Regions from separate parts of the Mus musculus genome. Here region 2 is linked to region 1. The links are chromatin loops, found by intact Hi-C in ENCODE. Cell type or tissue: left cerebral cortex. All regions are shown on one strand.

Region 1 (8,000 bases):
ACATGGGATGCACACACCCAATGACCACTCTGAGACACAGCGCGGAGCAGTGTTCACCTGGAGTCATGCAGACGCTACTGTAGGCCAGGGCTCTGCAGACTCCCAGGTACCCTTCCTGGAGAGAGGGTCCAAAACTGTAACAGACATTGCAGACTATCACACAGCAGTGGCCAGGGCAGCCCACCATAACGGTGTGCCCAGAGTCACTCAAGGAAGCAGAACCCAGCAGGGGGCTGGAGCACACTGGCTCATAACCATCCAAATCTAAAGGCAAAGCACACTGGGTATTTGTCTCAGTTAGGGTTTTATTACTGTGAACAGACACCATGACCAAGGCAAGTCTTCCAAGGACAACATTTAATTGGGGCTGGTTTACAGGTTCAGAGGTTCAGTCCACTATCATCAAGGCAGAAGCATGGCAGCGTCCAGGCAGGCATGGTGCAGAAGAGCTGAGAGTTCTACATCTTCATCTGAAGGCTGCTAGTGGAAGACTCACTTCCAGACAGCTAGGGTGAGGGTCTTAAAGCCCACACTCTCAGTGACACACCTATTCCAACAAGGCCACACCTACTGGAACGAGGCCACACCTTCTAATAGTGCCACTCTCTGAGCCGAGCATATACAAACCATCACAGTATTTTATACAGACCCCTAACCAAGGTCACAAATCGAATATGAGCAAGGATTTGGATGAGATGGAGACAGTTTAAAAAAAGAAGTGTGAGGTAGGATAAGAGAGAGAGAGAAAGAGAGGGAGAGGAAGGGGAGGGAGAGAGAGGAGCTGCATATAAGAGTGGCAGGTGTTTCCCAAGGCCTCTCCTATATCACAAGGAAATGACACCGCTCTCCGCCTAGGTGAAGGCGAATGAGAAGGCAGGGCACAAAACGGAAGGCTATCAATTGTTTCAAGACAAGTCTGAGGGATGCACAGTAGTAGCACCCTGGAAATAGGATCGGGGATGCAGGGGTTTGGGGTAGCACTCTGGAGATGATTGGCAACCCCTCAAACAGGAAACTCTCAGGTCAAACTGCCCATGCATTTGACCCCCTCCCCCCAACTCACCTTGACAGCACTGGAAGCTGCCTGGGCACGAAGGCATTTTGGGATCACTTTCCTCTGAGTCTCTGTGTCCTGAGTGGTACTCACAAGTCTAGACGCCTTCTGGGAGACTTGAAATCATGCTCCGTTGGTGAGCCCACCAAAGACGAAGAGAGCATGGAGAACATGCTCCAGGGACGCTTAGCGTGCTGGAGGGTTTGCCCACTGATCCAGGGAGTGCTCACATGGGGTCCCAAGAAGAAGCACCACCACCTCTGGGAACTCTTAGAAAAATAGATGCTCGGCCCCTCCCTGAATCACATCCCTGATCCATGGAGTGATACAGTCCCTGCAGGCACCTGTCAGGAAGCCTAGTGTGTCTTCATAGACAGGCTTGTGAGCCCAGGACGGCCATTGCCCACTGGGGAAGCACCTGGTAGCTTTCATCCCCCAATCTTCCCTCATGCTAATAGAGAGGGCAGAGGGCAAAGGATCAGCTGCCCCCACCATCTTGGATTACTGGAAGGGTTGAGTTTTGTGCCCTGGGTACAGAACTATTTGGCAATCATTTGGTCCTAAGTCCCCTGCCCCTAAAGAGCCACCCTGTCTATACCTTGGAAGTCCTGGCCTCAGAATCCACGCAACAGAACCACACATGTTGGGAGGGGGGTGGGGGGGTGGGGGGGGTGGGGGGGTGGGGGTGGCAGCAGCCATTGAGAAAGAAGCCAGTTTGGGGTTGGAGGACTCCAGCAAGACTGGGAGAAATGGGGGCATGAGGCAGTTTTCAGAGGTCCTAGGCTAGTCACATTCCACATCTGGGCTCATTTGAGATACCCCCAGTTCTTGCCTCCAAGCTCCAAAGTGGACAGAGAAGAAATCTCACCACAGCCTGCCACAGAGGCCCTGGGTACCGCCTCCTCTTCCACACTCTCCCACATCCAGCACCACGCTCTCCCTACTTGGCAGCTCTATCTGTGACATTACCCTCTCCCTGACATGAGCTGTCTGCCGGCCCACATCTTCAGGGTCCTTCAGAAGGGTCTGTCCTGAGGCAGGACCTTCCCATCTACCCCCCACACCCACCCCACTCCTCGGCCACCAACACTCTCAGGATCTAGAACACACAGAGACTTACAGAGGGGAGCTTCAAGTTCACTTCCAACCCATAGCGGACCTGCCTCCCTGCACCCAGAAAGCTGGAAATGTACTTACTACTTCCTCCCCTTCCTCCTCCTCCCTCCTCCCCCTCCCTCCTTCCCTCTCTCCTTTCCCTCCTTTCTTTCTTCCTTTCCTCTGTCCCTCTCTCCCTTCCTCCACTCTCTCTTTTCTCTTCCTTTCCTCCCCATCAGCTCGCAGTTAGCTCAGGGAACAGCCAGTTCGCTCTCCCTGGGGTCAGAAACTGCTCCCTCGGAAGTCCCACCCAGTCATTGCCTTCCTCTGGCGCTGTCCAGGCAGGTCATCCGGGAAACCTGCAAACATTGCCTTTCCAGGTGGAAGGGAAAGTCTGCACTAGTCAAAGGCCCCGGTGCGCGCGCGCGAGCAAACACACACACACACACACACACACACACACACACACACACACACACACACACACACACACACCACGTACATATACTGTGCCGAGAACATCTGACTCCACAAACGAACCATTACAGCCACTCTCTGGGACACCACTTGACAAATTCACATTGCACATTTCAGTCCGCGTGGGCAGCGGATGGCGGGGCCGACTGGGATGCTTTGAGCCCTCCCCTCCCCCCCCTGCGCCGTTTTCTACGAAGTCCTCCCCAGGCCCCAAGCGCTCTGTTTGAAACCAAGACCCAGCTTCTGCCCTCTGGAAAGGCTCTGCCTAGCAGCATGGTGCCAAACTTTGCCCAGAGGGGCTTTTCTGGGAGGCTGAGGGTCCGAGAAGACCCGGAGAGCCACAGCGCCACCGTCATCGCCATCGCTGACACAGTACGGGTGAGAGAAGGCAGCAGCCCTTCCCTTCACTCTGACAAGGATCCATTGGTGGCAAGCCACACGCCGACAGGAGCACGGTGGCATTCCGCACCAAGCGTCACCCGCGGCAGCCTCCGTCCTGGTCAGCCACCACTGCCCACCCAAAGCCGAAGGGCACCCTCCTGATGCAAACTTCACCCGGGCAAAGAGTTCCCTGCTAAGCCCCTGTCACCGGTGCCACTGAGGAAAGGTGAATGGAACAGAGGCTATTTTTAGGAGAGAAAAAAAAATAAAATCTCAAATCGCAGCCTACCTTGGATGTTCTCGGTGCCCAGCCTCCCGGGCTCCAAGGCTCCAAGAGAGAGACAGAGACAGCCACTGCAGTGCACTGTGTCAGATTACAAACTGGGGCCAGAGGGAGGGGAGGAGAGTGGAGAGGAGAGAGAGAGAGAGAGAGAGAGAGAGAGAGAGAGAGAGAGAGAGAGAGAGATCCAATCAACACTGAAGGACACGGGTGTGTGGGCACCGCTTGGTATCAGCTAGAAATTATCCATTTAATTTTTGCAGGGAGGGAGAGAAAGAGAGAGAGAGAGAGAGAGAGAGAGAGAGAGAGAGAGAGAGAGAGAGGCATGAGCAAGAGTCACCAGCCAGAGAGCAGTAGCCAAAGCTTGGAAACGGCAGTGTTTTAACACACACACACACACACACCCACACACACACACACACACACACGTGCGCACACAAACGCGCATGCACACACGCATCCCAAGATGGCTCTGTCCCTTCCCTGCCGGTGTCTCTCACGAAGCGGTGGTCAAAAGCAGGGCAGGAATGGAGGCGGAGCTGGGGCCCTTGATGCAGGCAGGGCTGAGGTCTAAAGAGCTCCCCTGGCGGCCCATGGCTGGGGCTGCCCCCGCAGGTGGTCCAGAGTCCTGCAGCCAGATGGAAGCAGACATCAGGGCCGCTGTCCACCAGGCAATGCTAAGGATGCAGAATGAGGTGGTTGTGCAGAGCTCCCAGCTGCCTGGGTCCTTCATTCTTGTCCAGTCTCCCTCCCCACCCAACTGCCCATCACCCCCATGAACCCTTACTATTCTCAACTTGGCAACTGCCAGATGGACCAGCTACCTAGCAACACAGGAGCAAGAGAGAATAATACCAGGAAATGGACACACACAAACACACACTCCCCTGGGGGTCAGCATCTCACAGTTAACTCTATAAAGATGCTAAACAGCTCTGCTTCTCTGAAGGAACACCTTAGCATACTGATTAAGGCTGCATGGGGCCCTGTGGGCTCTGTAGAGAAAGACTAAAGAAAGACACAAACAAAAAAAGCTTGTGTACATCACCTGCAGGTTCGTCCTGCCAAACAACGGGTCTCGTCTCAGAGCAGTCCGTGGCCTCTCTGATAAAAGGACTCACTCTGTGGTTTTAAAACCCTGGTGTTGGGGCTGGAGAGATGGCTCAGCAGGTAAGAGCAATGACTGCTCTTCCCAAGGTCCTGAGTTCAAATCCCAGCAAGCACATGGTGGCTCACAACCATCTGTAATGAGATCTGATGCCCTCTTCAGGTACGTCTAAAGACAGCTACAGTGTACCTATATATAATAATAATAAATAAGTCTTTGGGCCAGAGCAGGGCTGACCGGAGCGAGTGGACAGGGTTGATTGGAGCAAGCAGAGGTCCTAATCCCATGAAGGCTCACAACCATCTGTATAGCTACAGTGTACTCACATACATAAAATAAATAAATATTTAAAAGTAATTAAATAAAACCCTGGTGTCAGGGGTTAAGAGCACATGATGCTCTACAGAAAACGGGTTTGGCTCTTAGCACTCACACTCACAACCATCTGTAACTCTAGTTCCAGGAAATCTGATGCCCTCTTCTGGCCTCTACAGGTACTGCATGTACATGGTGCACAGACACATGCAGGCAATATACCCACATACATAAAATAAAAAATAAGTAAATCTTAAGCCGGGCAGTGATGGCGCGCGCCTTTAATTCCAGCACTTGGGAGGCAGAGGCAGGTGGATTTCTGAGTTCCAGGCCAGCCTGGTCTACAGAGTGAGTTCCAGGACAGTCAGGGCTACACAGAGAAACCCTGTCTCGAAAAAAAAAAAGTAAATCTTAAAACTCTAAAGGCCCTGTGGTGAACCCATGCACCCCTCTGCCACTGCGGGTTCACTTGTGGATCCTGAATGAACCACAACAACTAAAACTAAAAGGCCAAGCAAGGGGTTGATGCCCCTGTCCCACAAGATGATGTAGTCCCTACCCACCAAAATGTGTTTATCAAAATTTTCAGAACCCACATCAGGCAGCTCACAGATGCCTAAAACACCACTCTGGGGACTTCAGTGGGTAACTGCACGCACACGCACATACAATAAATTCTAAAAATCTTTTGAAAAAAAATTTTTTAATTTAGTTATTTCATTTATATGAGTTCACCAGAAGAAGACATCGGATCCCATTACAGATGGTTGTGAGCCACCACGTGGTTGTTGAGAATTGAACTCAGGACAAAGCAAGCAGCCAGTGCTCTTAACCGTTGAGCCATCTCTCCAGCCCTTGAAAAGGGGTTGGTTTTGTTTGTTTGTTTGGGTTTTTTGTTTTTGTTTGTTTGTTTGTTTTGTTTTGTTTTTTGAGACAGGGTTTCTCTGTGTAGCCCTGGCTGTCCTGGAACTCACTCTGTAGACCAGGCTTGCCTTGAACTCAGAAAATCTGCCTGCTTCTGCCTCCCAAGTGCTGGGATTAAAGGCATGCGCCACCACTGCCCTGCAAAAAGGTTTTAAATGAGGACTCATTCTACATTCTGAATATGCCTCTGAACTTGCCCTTAGGAAGGGAGGCTTCATTCAAGCATATGTTCCCTAAACACAGTCCGAACTGAAGTCTGGAGGCAGGGAGTAAAATGCCTGCCACGCCCTGGGCCCCAGAGCCGTTAGGTCTTGGCAACTGCCAATATCCTAAGGCCGTGGAAAGATCCAGAACCTACTCACCCACTGACATGCTCTTCCTCAAATCAGTACTGTCATAGTATCCACTGGGGAAAACAGCTCTGTTTTCAGAAACCAATGATTAACCTACAGAATGGGGTATGTCCATTCAATAGAATAGTATTCAGCCATGAAAAAGCATGAAGGACTAATTTCCACTATGCTATAGAAATGTTTAAAAATATTTTGCTGAGTACTTTTTAATGAAATGCCTAGGATAAATGATTCTACAGAAATAAAAGGCAGATTGGTGATAATAAAGATTGAAAGTCATTGTTGAATGCGCATGAGGTTTATCCTGGGGCTATAGATCATGAGACCAGCGGAGAAATGGCTGCACACACCATGGACATTTCACAGACCACTAAACTACACACTTTTACAACAGCCAAAGTGTGTCATTTAATCTGGGGGTTGGTCACACTGGACCAGGGTTGATCCTGACTTTCCATGTGGCCTGGAACAGGTCAACCTGCCTTGCATCTCCAGAATCACCATCTGTTTGAAATATCACCCCAATTTCATGGGGCTTTTGTGGGGGACAAAAATATCTGACAGAAGAAAATAAATGCACTGCTGCTTTAAAGGGCTCATTCTGAGCCAGAACAAAGTGCATATCTGAAGTCCCAACACTCTGGGAAACTGAGGCAGGAGGATTGCTGTAAGTTCAAGGCCATAGCCTGGGCTACAGGGCCAGATACAATCGCTATATGGATGGGGCTGCAGCTCAGTAGCAGGGCACCCCGGGCTCCATCCCTCACCACAGAAAACAAAAATTCAGGACTGGAGAGATGGCTCAACGGTGAACACACTGACTGCTTTTCCATTGGACCCAAGTTCAATTCCCAGCTCTCACATGGGGCTCACAACCCTCTGCAACTCCAGTTCCAGGGGACCCAACGCCCTTTTCTGGTGGGCACTGCACACACATGGTGCACAGACATACATGAAGGCACAACACACATAAATCAAATCAAGTCAAATTAAATAATAAAACCTTTCTAAGTAAGGAAGATATTAAAATCCAGTGGCTTTTGACCCCCTACTTCCCTAGCAGAGAGGAGATCATTTTCAAAGAATTCCCACACATCCACTAGGCTCCGAGTTCAAGGCTCAGTATCTCTGTCTGTCCCTGATGGCGTCTCTCACGGTGGTCAAAAAACGAGATGGAAATTGAGGTGGAGCTGCTGTCCTTGATGCCATCCTGGGAATTCCCAAGGGACAGGATGAAGCCTGATATGTGGTGCAGTGTGAAGCTCAGGGCACACTATTTCTTAGTGTCATTTTCTAAACTCACAAGAAAGAAAGGAGGAAAGAAAGAAAGAAAGAAAGAAAGAAAGAAAGAAAGAAAGAAGGAAGGAAGAAGAGGAGAGGAGAGGAGAGGAGAGGAGAGGAGAGGAGCAGAGAGGAAGGAAGGAAGGAAGGGAGGGAGGAAGGAAGGAAGGAAGGAAGGAAGGAAGGAAGGAAGGAAGGAAGGAAGGAAGGAAGGAAGGAAGGAAGGAAGGAAGGGAAAGAAAGGAGAGGAGAGGAGAGGAGAGGAGAGGAGAGGAGAGGAGAGGAGAGGAGAGGAGAGAGGCGAGGCAAGGCAAGGAAAGGAAAGGAAAAGAAAGGAGGGAGGAGGAAGGAAGGAAGGAAGGGAAAGAGAGGAGAGGAGAGGAGAGGCGAGGCGAGGCGAGGAAAGGAAAGGAAAGGAAAAGAAAGGAGGGAGGGAGGAAGGAAGGAAGCATATGCATAAAATACTAGAAATGGTTGCTAGACTCAAGGCTTTGTGGCCACATCTCTTGAGACAAGGCAATCAATGAGGCCACCCTACTCCAGGATGGATGAAGGCAGGGCCAGCCCATCAGGAGGAACTGCCAAGTCTGAAAGTTAAGACAAAAGCAACCACCAGTCCATGCTAGTCCCAGACCATTCACTCCTGGGTCACTGGACTGCCACAGACTATGATCAATAACACACCACCAAGAGTTTGTCCCATCCTGGAATAGCACGCACGGAGGATGTCAT
Region 2 (8,000 bases), 110 kb before region 1:
CAGAGTCTTTCCCCAGAGCTGCTTTGAAGAACAGAGGCTGACAGGAGCAGGGTAAAGGGCAGTAGCTGAGAAGCACATTCATTTTCAAAACGTGATTAAAATATCCACGACATCATCTCAACTATTTTCAAGTCTAATGATACTGAGCAAGCTTGCTTCACCCCACCCCACTGCCCCCCATCCCCGTGGCTGTCACTCACGTCCAGAACTCTGTCCCCTTAAACAATGACTCCCAACCTCTTCTCCCTTGGCCTCAGACACCCACCACTGCATTTCCTGTCTCAGAGCTGACTTCTCCAGTGACCTCATTTAAATACAACCAAAGCCTGGCCTATGATCGCAGCTATTCAAGAAACTTAGTAAGGGGATTGATGGCTCAAAGGCTGCCTGGAGAGAGAACAAGGAGGAGGCCACCTTTGGCAACCTGAGAACCTGTCTCAAGAGGAACAGTAAAAAGAGGGCTGGGGTGTGGCTCAGTGGTAGACATTCACAAGGTCCTTGGCTCCACCCCCCAGTCTGCAAATAAGCAAACAAGTAAAAAGCTTGACTGTTCAGTATCCATCCAGTGGTGGCTGGCTTGCCATGATGTCCCCAAGGTCCACTCCTGCTGTAGCTCGAGTTGGAATGGTCTCTCGTTTGTGGATGAACAGAAAACAGAACCCCAGTCAGGCTGGTACAGGAGTGAGAAAGGTCTGGGCACAACCCTGCCAGTGCACTGTTACCATCTGTACCCTGTGAGTCACCAGGTTCCTCTGACACCCCCGCCCCCCCCACCCCCTGCAGAGCAGAGGGGGAGGTACGCTCACTCAGTACCCCAAAGCCTGTTTAAAAGGATACACAGAGAAGGCAGCAGGAGCAGATGTTTCTGGTCTTTAGGAAAAAACCAACATGGGTTGCCTGTGAGTTCTGTGTGTGGGTCTATTCATATGGGGGGGGGGGGTCCTGTGGGTTCCTTCCAGCTTTGAGGCCACTGTAAACGTATCCCCTGGGCCCACAAACACAGGTCTGAGGCCCTGATTTTGATTAGTTTGGCTACACACCCTGTGATCATGTTAACTGTCAACCTGACAGAATCGGGAATCACCTGAGAGACGGGCCTCTGCCCAAACCTGTAGAGGATAATCTGATGTAGGAAGCCCCATCTCGTTTACAGCTGGAGCTCTTCCTATTCCCTAGGCAGATCCTGGACCGTGTGAAATGGAGAAAGAGAGCCCACCCACGAGAGCCCCCCCCCCACCCCCCACTCCCCCCCCCCCCACCTCAGCTCTTATTCTCTGCTGCTTTGCTGTGGATACAATGTAACCAGCTGCTCCTGCCCGGGTGACTCTCCCTGCAACCGTAGACTATAAAATAAACCCTCTCTCTGTAGTTGTTTTGGACAGAGTATTTTACCACAGCAGCCATTAAAAGAGCATAGACCACCCCACCCCCCAAGTGAGACTGCTGGATGATACATAGTCATAGCTAAATTCTGGAGGGACCCCCAGCCTACTTTTCCCACTGGCTGCCCAATTGCCACCAGCTATGTTCAGGGATCCCTACTCTTAGGGACACTACAATATCTTGAGGGGGGACCCCCCCACCATTTTAAAGATATTATTTTTAATTATGAGTTTATGTGTATATGTGAGTGTAATGCCCACCACGACCAGAAGGGGGCGACAGGTTACAGACTGTGAGCCACAGACATCAGTGCTGGGAACCCAATCAGGTCCTTTCTCAGTTCACACTCTTAAATCACTGAGCTGTCACTCTGGTCTCAAACTTTTTTGTGTGTGGTTCTGAGGGCCTTTTACATACAAGACAAATGCTCTATCACAGACCTATAGCCTTAGTCCAAAAACCACATTTTAAAAAGATACTAAGTGGAAAGGATGGAACACAGGTGTCAAACAGGGCTTCACTATTCTGTCTAATACAGTCAGGGAAAGTTTCGAAATCGGCAGCTCAAAGCCACCAGTTGGGACAAGGGGTGTGGCTCCTGGGGGTGTGGCTCCATGGTACAGCTCTTATCTAGCAGGACCTAGGCTTCCCCAAACTGAAAAGAAAAACAAAGACTTTTTAATGGCTGCCCTTGTGCAAGCCTGTCACTCTGGACCTGGTTAAAGCAGGGAAATATAGTGAGTTCTAGAAGCATCTGATATACACAGTAAAACACTGACTCTAAAAAACTAAAACCCAAAAGCACTAATCCACGGCTTAAGTAACTAATACTGCAGAAATCTTTGCACTCCACATACTGGAGCCTTAGCAATGGAGGTGACCACAAAGAGTGGGCCAGAGGAGACAGACAGGCAGAGCAGAGAGGCTATGTCAAAGGGCGAAAGGACTGACAGATTGAAGGACATAGAACCCAGGTGAGACAAGGTCCCATAGGAGAGTTTTCAGGCTGGTGGTGACAGGCAGTTTTGGGGGAAACACTTTGCAGCATCAGTGCCTGGGGCTTTGGGGAAAGGACCTTCTCAGCCCAGAAACTATTTGGAGCTGAGACCAGATTGAAGTTCCAAGTTGCAAAAAACGTTGAGGTGTCTAAAGCTTGGTGAATGAGGAGGAGTGGTAGACACCAAGGTCACACAAGGTCACCAGAACTCCATGTATTCATGGGTGGCACAGGCGGGAGCTCACTGAAGAAACCAAGATCACTCCATCTGCTCTGGGGATTGTGGCAGGATGACAAGCGGGGAGGGAGCCGGGCTAATTAACAAAGCGTTTGGCATCTCAGTGAGCAAAGGCAGTAGCCTGGCATGAGTTCCAGCAGCTCTGGAGGCCAGGTGTGGAGCTGGGTCCGGGCCAGCATCCCCACCCTAGGCGAGGAGCAGAGGATGCAGAAGCAGGCAGACGTCGGGGTGCTGCTGTGGTGTGGGCTCCCAGCACGGCGTCTGGTAGATGTCTACATGGAGGTTCATGTTTGAGAGACTGTGGTGGATGCTTCGGCAGACCAAGGTTTCAGGCTAATTTGGCTGGGGAGAGTTTGTCCATTCCATAAGCCCTTCCTGCCCTGCGGCTCCTCCCCGGCCCTTGGGAGGAATCCCAAGGTGGGGTGGCAGTGGTGTTATTACCTGGTCATGCTGCCGGGCCCTCAAGGGAAGGCCTTTCCAGGGGCTTCAGGTGATGCTCTCTCTGCACAGCGGCCTTTAGTTCATCATCCTGGAAACGAAGGAAAGGTTGTGGTGAGACAAGGTAGAGACTGGGGGATGAAGTTCTGGCTTAGAGACCAGCTCTAGGCTGGGAGCTAACCTGGCACCCTCAGCCAGACGGAACCCCCCGTTGTCTTTCTTCTACCTAAGCCACACATACCCCAGTGGCAGAATGGGACTGGACACCTGTACCATGATGTCACCTGACCATGGAACTGCTTTGGGTACAGAGGGGGTAAGGCTCTGCCACCTAGTCTTCTAGCAGCTGTAGAAAAGCCCAACTTGTTTTTCTTATTAAATTCCATTTGACTGGGTCCAATGGCTGCGACTGTCTAATTCAAGGCAGGAAATGCTGTTCCCCAAGACAGCACCAGGCAAAGAAAAAGGCATGCCCCCTCCTCTTCCTCCTACGGCCTTGTCTCCAAATCAGCCCAATCACAAACTGGTACTTAGAGGGCCACTTAGTCTCCACGGCAAGGGTCAGCCACAGAAAGAGGTGATGAAACAAAGACCAACCAAGAAAAGGCTGAGCGGTGTTGTTGAAGAACATGGGTGACAGTTAGGAATGAATGAGGAAGAAAGCCAGGTTAAGCCGGAGCAGGCTCCATGGCTGAAGCACATTGCTTACCCTCAAAGAAGCCCGGGGAAACATGAAAAGAAGGGGCACTGTGACCGTGTCTCCAATGCTGCTGTTTAAGCTGTACGGGCTCTGGCATTCCCTGCGGCAGCACAACACACATGTGATCCTGATGTGCGTCCATTGTAGCGCCTGGAGGCAGCTCAGCAAGTCCTCCCCATTATCCTACTAAACTCTTGGACAGCACGATGTACCCTAAAAGCCATCATGGGTGACACTAGAGAAAACTCAGGGAAGTCACCACCCTAATGAAACTGAGCCAAGACTACTGTATATAGGGGCTGTGTGTGCTTGGGACCAGAAGGCTTCTAGAATGTGTAGGCTTGTAGCCGCAACACGACAAACCCATCTCTACCAAGCAGCACGGAGTGACGGCCAAGCTGAGGATGCACAGAAAGAAGTGGTAGGGAGGCCTAGGGGTTTGATATCTGAGGCAGGGTTTCCTCAAGGAGAGGTCGACATTCCTGGACACCCCTGTCACCCATGTTCATGTGGCTCTGCTGCATGTCAGAATAGACCCCTGTGGAGGTGGGTGCCACCGGCTGCTGACCACAGCTGAGGGCTCGGTAATTAAGCTCAGCTACATACGCCCCCAGCCTGGAGTTGGAGAGATTGTGACTCACTCTCTGTCACGACTATGCCGAGGAGTGATTCGGGGAACAGGGTCCCTCCTCCCCCTGAGTCTCTTCTGACCTGGAATAGCATTGCAAAAAAAAAAAAAAAAAAAAAAAAATCAGGCAATCTGGCTTACACAGATTCCGTTGCTGCCTCGGATAGCTAATTCAGTCGTGTGTTTTTTCACATATGTGTGCATACAGGTAGAAGCAGGAGGATGACTTGAGCTATCACACATCGATAATTATCAGTTTGTTTTCTGAGGTACGGTCTCTCACTGGACTGGAGACTGCAAATGGGCTGGGCTAGTCAGCAAGCCTAAAGACTCCTCCCCCTCCCATCTCTACCTCTTCAGAACACGTATCTAGCATCTTTTTTTTTTTAATGCAGGTTCTAGGAATCGAACCCGGGGTCTCCATACTTGCTCAGCAGGTCCTTTACCCACTGAGCCATTTCCCTAGCCCTCAGAAGGTTAAAACTCTCCAGTGACACATGTAGTCAGAGTCTTTGATCTTTCAAGTTCAAAGGCCAACAGAGGAGCAGGTTCAGGATAAGCAGGCTGAGGGTGTGTAAGGGAGCACCCCCACATGAGACACGTATGGGGAGCCCCAAGGTCTACACTACAGATGGGAAATTACCATCTATGTATGCCATGCAGATGGGCACACAGCTATGAGGTGCAGCTGCAGGTAAGTGGTCAGAAGGTCTCAGGACTAGACTTGAGACCTCTGGGAATCCAATCCTGAAAGCTCCAAGCAAAAGCAGAATGGCTTTATCAAACCTTCAGTAATCATTGATATGCCCAGGAGGAAAAAGCCTGATTTGATGTTTTTCTGATGTGTTAAGAGAATTATGGGGGGGGGGGGGTGGAATTCCAATTAAGATGAAGGTGTGAGCCAAGACCTGCTCAATCGCCTGAATCTCAGATGCCCTCAAGGGACATGTAGGACGCTTGGTCCACATGCAAGAACATTCTAGAGTGGTGGTGAATGGTGTGTGTTCACTTCGATCAGTTGCAGCACAGCCCCAAGTGTAGGAGCCACTGAGGGAGAAGGGTGCCCGACGTCACCCGAGATGCTGTGCCTTCAGCAGCTGTGACCACGGTTTCTCTCTTGGGTTACTCATCTTTTGATATATGGTCTAGTGACTCAAATAAAAACATGCATAGCATATTTGTTCCCAGAATAGACACGTCTACTGGTTGGATTTGACTTGAAAGTGGGGCACTTTATTAGAGATGTCAGACAGAGACAGAATCCAAATACTGATGAGTGTGTGTGTGTGTGGGGGGGGGGGGGTGTTACAGACAGCTACTGGGCAGGAGCTGCAGGGAGAAAGGATAAAGGGTGCTGGGGTGAGCACCTGAGCCTGATGTGACCGTGGGCACTTCCTGCGGGGTGAACTGTATTCTCTCCAAATGTAGACCCAGGAGCCTCAATGTGACAATATGGCAATAAGTATAGACAGGGCTCTTGAGAGATCACTAAGATAGCCTTACAATCATGCAATCAATTATAATAATGCAAATACCTCTCCCTCTTCCTCTCCCCTTCTCCCCCTCCCTTTCGCTCTCTCCCTCCCCCTCTCCCTCTCTTCCCTTCTTTCTTCAGTTTGCACCCCACACACACACACACTCTACACACTGCCATGTAAAGACACATCCACCTGCAAGCATGAAGGGAACCTCAATAGGATAGAACAAACCAGCTCCTTGATCTTGGGCTTCAGCCATTGACATATCAGTTATTTAGCACACCCAGTCTAGGGTTCCCTGACTGAGCTCTCCTCTTAGCACAGCATGGAGAGGTAAGCAGTTTTCCCAGTTTCCAAAGAGCATAAGCATGCCAAGAAGATGTCAGGGGTGGAGAAAAACAGGCTTAGATTATCTCCCATCCTCAAGGATAACACAGACAGCAGAGAAACTGAGGCAAGACAGGGGAAGCAAGTTTCCTGGAAAACTCGTGGGTTCTGCCTCCTCTAGACTCTGGTCACAGTGGGTGCCTGACACACACGTGTTCTAGACACAGCCCCTGTCCCAGCCTCATGAGGGTGAGCTAGGACAGGGGCAGAAATGCAGCTGGTCATGTGGGAGGTCACAGGTAGCCTTCCTCAGATACATGTGGAGTGAGAGAAGAAAGCAAGGAAGGCCCTCAGAGTCAGGACGAGGAACAGGAACTCATGAAAGATCTCATGGTGTGTGGGGCAAGAGGACCGTGCAACCAGACAGAACTGGTAAGGTTGAGCAGGCTCAGACCTCCAGAAACCTCAGATTTGAGAACAACACCAATGGAACCAGCTCCCTGCCAAACTACCTGATCTGGAACATGTAACCATGACGCCCCACTGAGAGGACCATGGCAATCAGTCAGGTAGCATAAAAACCTGGAGTTCTCTGTGCTAATGAGGTATCTACATAGGTCCCGAGTGTTTAGTCAATGAGCTTCCCTTCCTGGGCATCCGTTCCTAAAAAGGGTATTTAATCCCTGGTTCACCCTGAGTAAGGTGTATGCATTCACATTTGCCATCAAATAAAGCAGTTTGGACAAGCAAGGACCATCTCTTTCATCAAGGATCTCGGGGTGGGGTGGTTGCAGGGGAGGAGCACTCCATCTTTAAGAGCCATGCCTAAATCTCCCGGAAGAGGCCTCCTCTCTTTCAGCCCCTCCATACTCTTGGCACTCACTCAGAACCAAACCAGGTCCCGTCCCTGTCCCAAGCTCTGCCTTCCCCTTCCTGCCTGGTACTTAGATGTCCTGAGGGAAAAGCCCAGACCATGGACCCATGTTCCCAACAGTGCCTGGGTATACAGGAGCCTGGGAGCCATGGCAACCATCCCAGAACTCATTTCCCACCAGAGAAAACACGGACTGAGGACCCCTGTTATAGACTGTGTTCTTCCTCCCTTGGACAGCTTGCACGCAGCACTCGGGCACCCCAGCAGCAAGGCAAACACACAGCCCAGCAGTGGTGCCTCTGTCTAAGGCCCAGCACAGAATGCTTCCATGGGCAAGCCAAATGCCAGGCTCCTTGCAACACTTTATAGACCCAAGAGACACTTCTCATACATGTCTAACGCTGGATAGAGAACAAAGGAGGGATGCTATAGATATCAAAGGTGGAGAGATTGTATTGTTGACCTTCAGGGAGGCCCTGAAAGCCAGGAACACAGGACTTACTTTGTGTAACAACTGCTCTGAGCTGGCTACTTTCTCCTTCTCCTCCTAAAATCTCCCCAGCTCCCCAAATCTTTGCTACATCAGCACTGCAAGGTGGCACCTCACTTCCCTTATCCAGAAACAAAGGTACAGGGGGTTAACTAACAACCAGAGTAAGAAGTCTCTTCATCGTGTAAGCATCAGTCAGGGTTTGAACCAAGCACTATGGGTCTCTAACTCCAACCCTACCCACCCTGATTGACCCATTATTGCCAAACTACATGCTCCTGGGTTGCAAGCCCAGAAATGTCTAACTAGAAGATTCTAGAAGGCTACACAGTTACTCCAAGCTAGAGGCTTGCAGGCAGGCACAGCTTGGGAATGGGAGCTAAGCTAATCTCAGGGAGAACCTTCACTTCCATGAAATCAAAGATGAACATACATCCAAACTCATGG

What was found. Peaks named below come from ENCODE experiments on the same cell type or tissue, not always from the same donor. Only the 100,000 strongest peaks of a DNase experiment are listed, where the experiment ranks them.
Region 2: a loop joins it to region 1, with 9 times the contacts of the local background. A loop is called at or near these places in 1 of 42 quality-filtered maps.

What each region holds. Positions count from the first base shown.
Region 1 is chr5:128,949,671-128,957,670 of GRCm38, forward strand. It overlaps Rimbp2 (RIMS binding protein 2), which reads right to left and starts at 3,390. Exons shown (of 21, transcript NM_001378900.1): 1 at 3,297-3,390. In left cerebral cortex, CTCF peaks have their summits at 3,859 and 4,886 (motif pointing left); DNase peaks (open chromatin) are centred at 1,988, 2,757, 3,023, 3,299 and 2 more places; H3K4me3 peaks cover 3,758 bases; H3K27ac peaks cover 2,347 bases.
Region 2 is chr5:128,842,525-128,850,524 of GRCm38, forward strand. It overlaps Rimbp2 (RIMS binding protein 2), which reads right to left. Exons shown (of 21, transcript NM_001378900.1): 2 at 3,060-3,147. Among named protein-coding and RNA genes, the nearest start is that of Gm34057, 28 kb to the left of the region's middle. In left cerebral cortex, a CTCF peak has its summit at 1,656 (motif pointing right); DNase peaks (open chromatin) are centred at 630, 2,684, 4,140, 4,348 and 1 more place; H3K27ac peaks cover 4,195 bases.